2 separate regions of the Homo sapiens genome follow, and region 1 is linked to region 2. A link is a loop called in an ENCODE intact Hi-C map of the cell type or tissue named here. Cell type or tissue: breast epithelium. All regions are shown on one strand. Each heading gives the region's core, and the rest is flanking DNA. Links, peaks and the distances in the headings are about the cores only.

Region 1 (4,046 bases), core at 1,547-4,046, 650 kb before region 2:
GCCCTTGCAGGGATGGGGACAGGGACAAGACTGCCTGAGGAGTCTGTCCTTAACACCCTGTCCTCTCTCTCAGGGAAGCGGCAGCCGACACAGCGTCTGGCAGAGGGCGCTGTGGAGCCTGGAGCGATACTTCTACCTGATCCTGTTTAACTACTACCTTCATGAGCAGGTGGGGCCTGGGAGGAGCAGACCCACGTCCCCTCCTCCTGGGCCTCTCCCAGCCTCCCCACCGCAGTGACTGGCTTGCTGTGGAGGGAGACCCCCCAAGGAACCGGGGAGGGAAGGGAGGCCAGGAGAGACCCAGATTCGGGAGTAGTCCCTGAGCAGCTGGGCATAGGGAGGCCCCACCTCTTTCCACCGGGCCCTTGTCTCTGTCCTTAACCAGGACACCAGACGTCCAGGTCTTCTCTCAGCCACTCCCTTGTCCCTGCTCTGGGCCATGTTGGATATCTTTTGGGGCTTCCCCTGCCATGGTGTGGGCAGGGAGGGTTCAGGATGGCCCTGTGCCCCTGAATTCCTCGTCTCTCTGCCTCGGGCTGCAGTACCCGCTGGCCTTTGCCCTCAGTTTCAGCCGCTGGCTGTGTGCCCACCCTGAGCTGTACCGCCTGCCCGTGACGCTGAGCTCAGCAGGCCCTGTGGCTCCGAGGGACCTCATCGCCAGGGGCTCCCTAGTGAGTATGACTGGCAGTCGGAGAAGTGGGCATGGCTGTGTACTGGCCCTGGCCCCTAAACACTGGATTCCTGTAGGGTTGGGGTAAGCATTGCCCTTGCAGGAGGTGAAGAAGAGAGGCTGTGGGTGTTGGGATCCTCTTGTGAACAGAATGGGGTCATGCTTAGGCCCCAGCAAGCATTTGCAGCTTTGGCAGCTGTTCTGGTACCTTCTCCTCAGTCTCAAACCCAAGAGCTCTGGGCAGGGTTCTATGATCTTTGCCTCCAGCTTCTTCTCTTTGAGCCTCAGCTTCCTGGTCCAGAGAGTGGGCACCATTGCACTTCTTCTTGCCAGGGCCGGGGGAAGCTCCAAGTGTGCAGGAGTGCTTTGTAAACTGTGAAGCTCGGGTTCCACCCCACCCCCCGTCTGCCTTGGGCCAGGTCCTGACCCTTTCTGCGGCTACAGTCGGCTGCTGTGGGTCCCAGGCTTGGTGCTCTCCCCACAGCGGGAGGACGATCTGGTCTCCCCGGACGCGCTCAGCACTGTCAGAGAGATGGATGTGGCCAACTTCCGGCGGGTGCCCCGCATGCCCATCTACGGCACGGCCCAGCCCAGCGCCAAGGTGACCGGCCCTCAGGGCCTGGGTCCCCCAGTGGGTTTGGGGAGGGAGGGCTGAGCACTCACTGCCGGCCCTCCTGTGCCCAGGCCCTGGGGAGCATCCTGGCCTACCTGACGGACGCCAAGAGGAGGCTGCGGAAGGTTGTCTGGGTGAGCCTTCGGGAGGAGGCCGTGTTGGAGTGTGACGGGCACACCTACAGCCTGCGGTGGCCTGGGCCCCCTGTGGCTCCTGACCAGCTGGAGGTGAGGCCCCCTGCCCTCTAGGCACCCCTGCCTCCGAGGCTTCTGGGGAGTGGCCTGGGAGGGTCTTCAGAAGGCCTCACACTCCCGCAGACAGATGGAGAATCTGAGGCCCCGGGAGGAGCAGTGTCAGGGAGTGGCCAACTCAGGATTCCCACTAAAGTGCTCTGCTAACCTGCTTGGCTTTGGGGGGTGGCTGTGACCCCTGAGGCTTGGGGGGGTCAGGGATGGGACTGGAAGCCAGGGCCAGGCCTGGCCATGGCAGGCTGTGGCCTTTCAGGGCTAGCCTAGAGCCTGCCCCAGTGGCCTGTGTCCTCCCTCCTGCCCTTGCCCAGACCCTGGAGGCCCAGCTGAAGGCCCATCTAAGCGAGCCTCCCCCAGGCAAGGAGGGCCCCCTGACCTACAGGTTCCAGACCTGCCTTACCATGCAGGAGGTCTTCAGCCAGCACCGCAGGGCCTGTCCTGGCCTCACCTACCACCGCATCCCCATGCCGGACTTCTGTGCCCCCCGAGAGGAGGTGAGGGTGCTGCTCAGGCTGAGGCCTCTGGGGAGGGACAGGAGGCCTCCCTGTCTCCCCTCTGGTCTGGGCTCTGGGAGAATGAAACGACCCCAGCTTCTCTACGGGGCCCGGGAATGGTCTCACGAGGTTTTCCGATTTGGCCCAAGTGGTTTATTCACATTCCTTCCAAGCTTTGTGTGTGTGTACGTGTGTTTATTATGTGTTATAGGGTATATGTGTGTGTATTGTTATAGGTGTGTGTGTATTGGAGTGTGTATTCTGTTACGTATGTGCATATGTGTTATAAGATGTGTGTACATGTGTTTATTATGTTGTAGGGTGTATGTGTGTGTATTGTGTTATGGGTGTGTGTTATAGGTGTGTGTGTGTTATCGGGGTGTGTGTGTATTCTGTTACAGGTGTGTGTGTGTATTTGTTATAAGGTGTGTGTGTGTGTTGAGGGTGAACATGTCCAGGGTGTCCGTGGTGTGTGTGTCTCAGTTGGGGGACTGTGTATGGAGTGTGTGGGTGGTGTGTGGAATGTGTGTGTGTGTGCATGTCTTTTTATGGAGTTTGTGATGTCTCCCTTGTCTGTATTGGGGGCTGTGTGTGGAAAACCATCTTTAGGGGAGTGGTGTGGTGTGTGGTAGGGTTTGTGGAGGGGTCGTTAGGAATGTGTGTGTGTGGCATCTGTAGGTCTGTGACTGTGGGTGTCTGTATAGTGTGTGTGTTTACCGGACGTGGATCCCTGTGTGGTGCGTGTGTCTGGCGTGTGTTGTAGGTGAGCCACCGTGTGCGTGGTGCGTGTGTTGTAGGTGGGTCGCTGTGTGCTGTGTAACTGGCAATGGGGTCTGTTACCCTGCCTGAGCCCCTCCTGGCGCATCTCTTCGCGGCTCTCACTGCCTGCGGTCTGCTGCCTCCTGGTGGCCTTGTGCTGCAGGGCTCTTCTGAGGTCAGGCCCCCGTCCATGGTGGGACCAGGGCTGGGTCCAGCTCAGGTGGGTGGCAGGGCCAGCAGTCTATGTGCAGCCCAGGGGCGCAGTACACAGGGGTGACATACAGGTGCATGTCCTGCCTGATGGAGGGTGGGTACCTTGAGCCCCAGGTGCATGCTGTGTTGGCTCACACATCCTGTCCAGGTGCTTGGTGTGAGGGTGATTACGACTGCACAGGTGCAGCTGTTTACACGCACATGGTCTCATGCACCCCGGTGAGTTTTGTTTGTGTGTGCAAGCTTGGGAGCCTGACAATTTCTGGCCCGAGGACAGTGGCTGGGGCTGCCATGTGGATGGGGACCCTGTTGGGGTTTGTGCATCCAAGAGACGCCCGCTGACCCAGACCTTGCTTTTCTCGTCCAGGACTTTGACCAGCTGCTGGAGGCCCTGCGGGCCGCCCTCTCCAAGGACCCAGGCACTGGCTTCGTGTTCAGCTGCCTCAGCGGCCAGGGCCGTACCACAACTGCGATGGTGGTGGCTGTCCTGGCCTTCTGGCACATCCAAGTACGTGTGGCCTCTCAAGTGAGATTAGAGATTTGCCTGGAGGAGGGTAGACACTCAGGTCCCAGGCACACTGGCTCCACAGGAGGGTGTGAGGGGCAGAGACAGCCGGGTGTGGTCCCAGAGCCCCTTCCATCAGTCTTGGGCAGCCCCCAAGTCCTCCCCAGCAAGGGGCTCCTGGCGTTGGGAGGGGGCTTCTGTCTCAGCAGCTGTCTTCCCTCAGGGCTTCCCCGAGGTGGGTGAGGAGGAGCTCGTGAGTGTGCCTGATGCCAAGTTCACTAAGGGTGAATTTCAGGTGAGCATGCCCTGCGGGGTCCCTGAGGCACCTTGGGATGGGAGGAGGAGGAGGACTCCTGCTTGCCGGTCTAGGGGTCCTCAAAGCACGTCCCAATGCAGTCACGTCTGCCACCTCATCATATCAGTGCTTCCCTGTTCCCATTTTATAGATGAGCCCAGCAAGGCATGGGACAGCTTGGCTCTGAGGCCCTGGCAGACGGCCGGCTATGGAGATGTGGGCTGGACCCCTCCCTGCCCGGCCTTGCTG
Region 2 (5,856 bases), core at 1,327-3,826:
GGCCCTTCCTGCCCTGGGATGGTGTCCTTCTCCAAGCAGTATCAGGCACACCCCTGGCAACCGCTGGCCGGTGGTCACCACGGACCAGTGCCCAGGGCTTCTTTGCAGAACCGTCCCTGTCTTTGGGAAGACTTGATCATTCATTCAACAATTATATCAGGGCCAGTTATGGTGGCTCATGCCTGTAATCCCAGCACTTTGGGAGGCCGAGGCAGGTGGATGACCTGAGGCCAAAAGTTCGAGACCAGCCTGGCCAACATGGCGAAACCCTATCCCTACTAAAATTACAAAAATTAGCAGGGTATGGTGGCGCATGCCTGTAATCCCAGCTACTCGGGAGGCTGCAGCACAAGAATCGCTTCAACCTGGGAGGCGGAGGTTGCAGCGAGCTCAGATAGTGCCACTGCACCCCAGCCTGGGCAACAGAGAGAGACTGTCCCAAAAACAACAACAGCAACAAACAATTATGTCAGATACCTTTAAATGCTCACCTCCCTTTCTGGATCCTTCTATCACATTTCCACTCTGTGCCCTAAAGGACCCACACTGAAGAGAGGGCCCTCTGACCTACTCTTCGTCCGTGCCTTCTTCGACAGCTCGAGCCCCTGGTGTGTGCCAGGCACTATGCTGGGTGTCTCCATTTCCTCATCTTGACACGGGTATGTACCTCTTTTCTGAGAGGAAGGAATGGGACAGACATAGGACTCTATCTGGGATGGGATAGGCCTGTCCAATTTGGAAATGCACATGTAACATATCTATTGTTTTTGCAATGCAAACTGCAGAAAGATATGTTTGAGGAGATATTGGCTGGCAGGAGCCACAGAAGATGGAGAGTGTGTTTTCTCAAAGGAGGTGGAAACATCATTCCATTCAATGATTGAGCTCATAGGACAGAATGGGGCAAAAAGTCTCCCAAGGGAAAGAAACCAAGGGACAGAGAGAACTGGCCCTTCTTTTGTGGGGAATTGGCAGGAGAGGAGCAGGTGGTGATATGGGGTCTTTATGAGGCTAGGGTGCCACACAGCCCTGCTGGATGGAACTCAGCATCTAGAACATGCCCCAGGGCATGGCTGAGCAAGTGCTCCAGGGGTTAACAGAGGCGGCCCAGGGGTGCGTTAAATTTGGCAAGCTCACCCTGCTGTCCTCTCAAAGGTCACCATCTTTAAAGAATTAGGAGATCTCTTTGGGCAGATGGGAAAACAGGCTCAGAGTGCTTGGGAGGCTCAGGGTTTGAGTCGAGGCAGGGTCTCTCCTGGAGCAGTTACCGTTCCTGCTCTGGACAAGCCCTGGTGCACTTGACCCATCCTCCTGTGACTCCCTGGCAGCTCCTTTTCTGCTCCTGAGTTCAGCTCTCTGAAGAGGGAGAACAAGGCTGTGGGCCTGCCCCCCTCCCATGGCAAAGCCTGAAAAGCCCCAGAGAAGGGGGTCAGGAAGGGCAATGGCATCAGTGCTCGGAGCGTCATGACCGTATCTGCCTCCCTGAATGCCTTGGCATAGCGCCAGGAGGGTGAGGGGCAGGGGGGCATGGGAAGAGATCTGGGAAAGGGAAGGGAGGGTCTTGCCCCTGCTCTGCTGCCAACTTCCCATGCGGCGACAGGCTGTCCTCACAGGCTGTAGGGTCAGGAAGTGACAGAGGCACAGTGAGAGGCAGGGACTGTCAGGGTGGGGATGCCCGGCTACTCCAATCCCCTCCTGTATGGATGAAAAGTCGGCTCAGAGATGGGAGTGGGGGTGGGAGCCCCTTCTGTGGTCATTTAACAGAAGGATTCCTGCAAGAGGTGGGGTCTGAGAAGGGGCGGAGCCTAGAGGTGCGGATGAGGACAAGGCATCCTGGGGAATGGTCTGTGAAGAGACAGGAAGGCGGTGACGAGGGAGCTCCAGAGAGGCAGGAGGAGAGGGGACCAGTGAGCATGCAGCTGGAGGCAAATTTAAGATCCCGGTGATATCTGCACTGTCCAATGCAGTAGCCGGGGCCACGGTGGCTGCTGAGCCCTTGCCGTGAGGCTAGTCACTGAGGGCCTGAAATTTTACTTTTATTTAATTTGAATTCATTTAAGTTTTAAAACCGGTACCTGAGTCAGTTACTAGAAAATTTTTTAATATGTTTGGAACGATGTGTGTACTATTTTTTGCTATAAGTTTTATGAAATCTAAACACTCATCAAGCATTTCTAATGAAAATTTAGCATCCAGCCAGATGGGGTGGCTCATGCCTGTGATTCTAGCACTTTGGGAGGCCAAGGCAGGAGGCTTGTTTGAGTCCAGGAGTTTGAGACCAGCCTGGGCAACATAGCGAGACCTGTCTCTACAAAAAAAATTTTTTTAATTAGCTGGGCTTGGTGGTGTGTGCCTGTGGTCCCAGCTACTCTAGGGGGCTGAGGTGGGAGGATCCCTTGAGCACAGGAGTTTGAGGCTGCAGTGAGCCAGGATCACACCACTGACCTCCAGCCTCGGCAACAGAGAGAGATCTTGTCTCAAAAAAAAAAAAAGTATTAAGAAAATTTAGCCTCCAAATTGAGATGTGCCCTAAGAGTGAAAATATACATGCAATTTCAAAGACTTAGTATAAAAAGAACGTTATAATGATGAATAATATTTATATCAATTACGTGTTGAAATATTAATATATGGACCATATTGAGTTAAATATACCAAAATTATTTCCACCTTAACTCTTTTTGCTTTTTTAATGTAGCAACTAGAAAATGTAATATTACATGTCTAATTCATTTTAATATCTGTGAAACCCACATTGATAATACCTCTTTAAATTCTAACTTTGGTGGTATGTGTTCTCTTTTTTGCTAATCAGTATAGTTACGTGTTTATTCAATTGATATTTTCCGTTTGACTTTGTGAATTTTCTGTTTTGTTTGTCTGGCTCTGATTTTGTTTGGTTCTACCCTTTATTATTTTACGCCTTCTTTTTAACTTAGGTTTACTTTGTTCATCTTTTCCTAAGGTTTCACATGTATGCTTATAATTAAGATTCATCCATGAATTTTGTTTCTCCTATTGTCCTTGACAGATTTTGTGGTCAATCTCCCGCTAGCCTGATAAAATGTGTGCAGCATGCTCGTGTCTTCTTTATGCTTTGGAAGATTTGTCACATATTGAAACTATTTCCTCACTAAAGTATGTATTAATACCTTCAGATTAAAAACATCACATATGTGACTTGCATTATGTTTCTACTGACAGTGTGGAAGGTCTTGAATGCTGGCCTGAATTTAGCATTAGAATCTGTACGAGCCCTTAAGTGACTCAGATGTAAGTGCCCTGGGAGGTCTTCCTGCTCCCCAAGAGTAAATAGGACTCCTTCTGTGTGCTCTCGGAGTACCCCAGGTTCACCTCAACATTAGAAAAAAAGGTGCTATGATTTTAAGTCTTTAAGTCTGTTTTATTCAAGATGCCTAGAGTCTGTGACTAAGATGTGTGAGTTGGAGTTCTGTTTCTAGGCAGCAGTGTCCCCCACCCCCGCCCTATGGTACCCAGAGAAGTCCTTGGTCCAGCCAGGCATGGAAAGCAGACATCGCCCACCCTTCCCACCTCCCTTCCCCTGGCCTAATCTCAGCTCAGGCAGGCCCAGGGCAGGCATCATGGGCCTAGGCCTCTACAAGCTTCCTGCAGCTGGTGCTGGCAGGGGGCGCCCAGGGGAGCACAAAGCTGGGGATAGCTCCTCAAAGGTGACACCCATCAGACCTGTTAGATCTGAAGCCACAGAAGGAAGACACAGGCCAGTAAAATATGACCCCAGTTCCTGTCTCAAAATGTCTGGACTTGGCCACCTGCATGTAGAGCCCACCTCAGGCTCCCAGCTCTGCTCAAAGCTCCCCAGCCCAACACAGATTTGCCCAAGGGAAGATGAAGCTAGGGCCACATCCCCCTTCCCCAGGTCTAGGGAGGAACCAGATCAGCTTCCCTGGCCTGTTACATTTCTCTCTGTCCCCAGTCTCTGTGGATCCTTTTCATGGCACAGGATTTTAATCAGTCCTTGAAATCATCTTTGACCTGGTCCTTGTCACAAGGAGAGAATCTAAAGGGGGAAATTCTAAACAAGGCAGTTTCTAGGGGCTGGAGAGCTGGACTGGAATTGCTGGGTGGCCTTGGGAGAGTCACTTGGCTTCTCTGTGCCTGCTTTACCAAGTAGGAACACTCTCCTGGAATCCCCTCTTATGTCCCACACCTTTACAGAGGGAAAGCAAGCTGGGGGAAAAAAAAAAAAAAAGTACTGTGTGTGTGCAAGCATGCAGAGATAGGAGCTCTCAGTACCTGGCAGCTGGATCCCAGACCCAGTAAGAAAATGGCTGTCCTGGCTGGGCGTGGTGGCTCATGCCCGTAATGCTAGCACTTTGGGAAGCCAAGGTGGGTAGATCACCTGAGGTCAGGAGTTTGAGACCAGTCTGGCCAACATGGCGAAACCCCGTCTCCACTAAAAATACAAAAGTTAGCCAGGCATGGTGGTGCACATCTGTAATCCCAGCTACTCAGGAGGCTGAGGCAGGAGAATTGCTTGAACCCGGGAGGCAGAGGTTGCAGTGAGCCAAGATCACGCCACTGTACTCCAGCCTGGGCAACAGAACAAGACTCTGTCTCAAAAAAAAAAAAAAAAGAAAAGAAAAGAAAAGAAGACAGCTGTCCTGTGGCAAGCTGGGTTTGCAAATCAAGATGGTAAGGGAACGTTGCTAACATTCTGCTTCCCGTTTCTCTTCAAAGACTCCTCTCTCTTTGAACACTTGGGGCACCTCATCTGTCTGTCTATAGGAATAGACCTATCTTGCTAATACATTCAGTCAAACACATCTGTGATGAAAAATGCAATTTTTCAAAGTTTTACAATTCCTAAAGCACGCTCTAATTTTTCCTCTACACCAGATTCTGAGCATATTCTTCCTCCATAGACCAAGGTCTTCCCTGAGATGTCACCCACTAAATATTCCCTCCCTGGTCCAAACCATCTCAGGGATGCTACAACCTCACAAAGAGACCAGCCTCCTGCCCCCTCCACCTTTCCAAAGTCCCCACCCACGCACTCCCCTTACCCAGGCTCACTGTGGTTTCCAAACATTTAGTAGTGGGACCCTTTCTTTAAACAGATCCCAATGTGTAAACCAGCTCCTCTGAAGGAGGGAGGTGGGGTGTCTAGAATCCTCCTACTCAACACCCCTCCCCGCAGCCCTCTCTGGGCAGCACAGATTGAAAAATAACTGAGGCGCAGAAATGACTGGGAGCCAGAAGGATTGGGCCAAATAGCACAGGCCATTGTCTTGCCATTGACTTCAGGCAAGTCACTCCCCTCTCTGGGCTTTAGGACCATTTTGGTCAAATGAGAAGGTCGAGATGGGTGGGTCTGAACGTCAGGTAGCTGTCCTCCTCTGGAGTGAGTCACTGCACACCTGGAGGGCTTTGTGCACCTGCTTACACACTAATCGCCCCAAAATATGTCTCCCGTAGTGTTTCACAATGTCTGAAATACCATTAGCACTTCCCTTTGGATCCTCAGTACTTTATATTCCCCTTGGATCTTGTTAAACTACAGGTGTGTATCTGTAAGAGGCAGAGACAGCTCATCAGATAAGACCTTAGTGAGCATGAGCTGCCATCTGGCAGATATGGGATTGGGATGCCAGTCTAGAGAGTCAACAGCCTAAGAATCAAAGACCAACTTTACCAACTTCATAACTTTCTGCAACTGACACAGGCAAGATTCACCCAGTGCAGCCAAGCTTCCCCTACAAACTCACCTCCCACCCCCACCCCATCCCTGACTCCTAACCCAGCCAGCATGCTGTTCCCATTCAACTCCAACAACAACAACTGACCAAGCACCTACTGTGTGCAGGTGCTATTCTC

Evidence for each region. Peaks named below come from ENCODE experiments on the same cell type or tissue, not always from the same donor. Only the 100,000 strongest peaks of a DNase experiment are listed, where the experiment ranks them.
Region 1: a loop joins it to region 2, with 11 times the contacts of the local background. A loop is called at or near these places in 4 of 110 quality-filtered maps.

The regions. Positions count from the first base shown.
Region 1 is chr10:70,537,738-70,541,783 of GRCh38, forward strand. It overlaps PALD1 (phosphatase domain containing paladin 1), which reads left to right. Exons shown (of 20, transcript NM_014431.3): 11 at 74-169; 12 at 543-671; 13 at 1,155-1,271; 14 at 1,355-1,510; 15 at 1,843-2,025; 16 at 3,365-3,505; 17 at 3,726-3,797. Among named protein-coding and RNA genes, the nearest start is that of PALD1, 61 kb to the left of the region's middle. RefSeq lists enhancers at 1-540, 541-1,226 and a silencer at 1-142. In breast epithelium, for the core only: a CTCF peak has its summit at 2,938 (motif pointing left); no DNase peak of the experiment used is centred there.
Region 2 is chr10:71,190,090-71,195,945 of GRCh38, forward strand. No RefSeq gene overlaps it. Among named protein-coding and RNA genes, the nearest start is that of UNC5B, 20 kb to the right of the region's middle. In breast epithelium, for the core only: no CTCF peak of the experiment used is centred there; no DNase peak of the experiment used is centred there.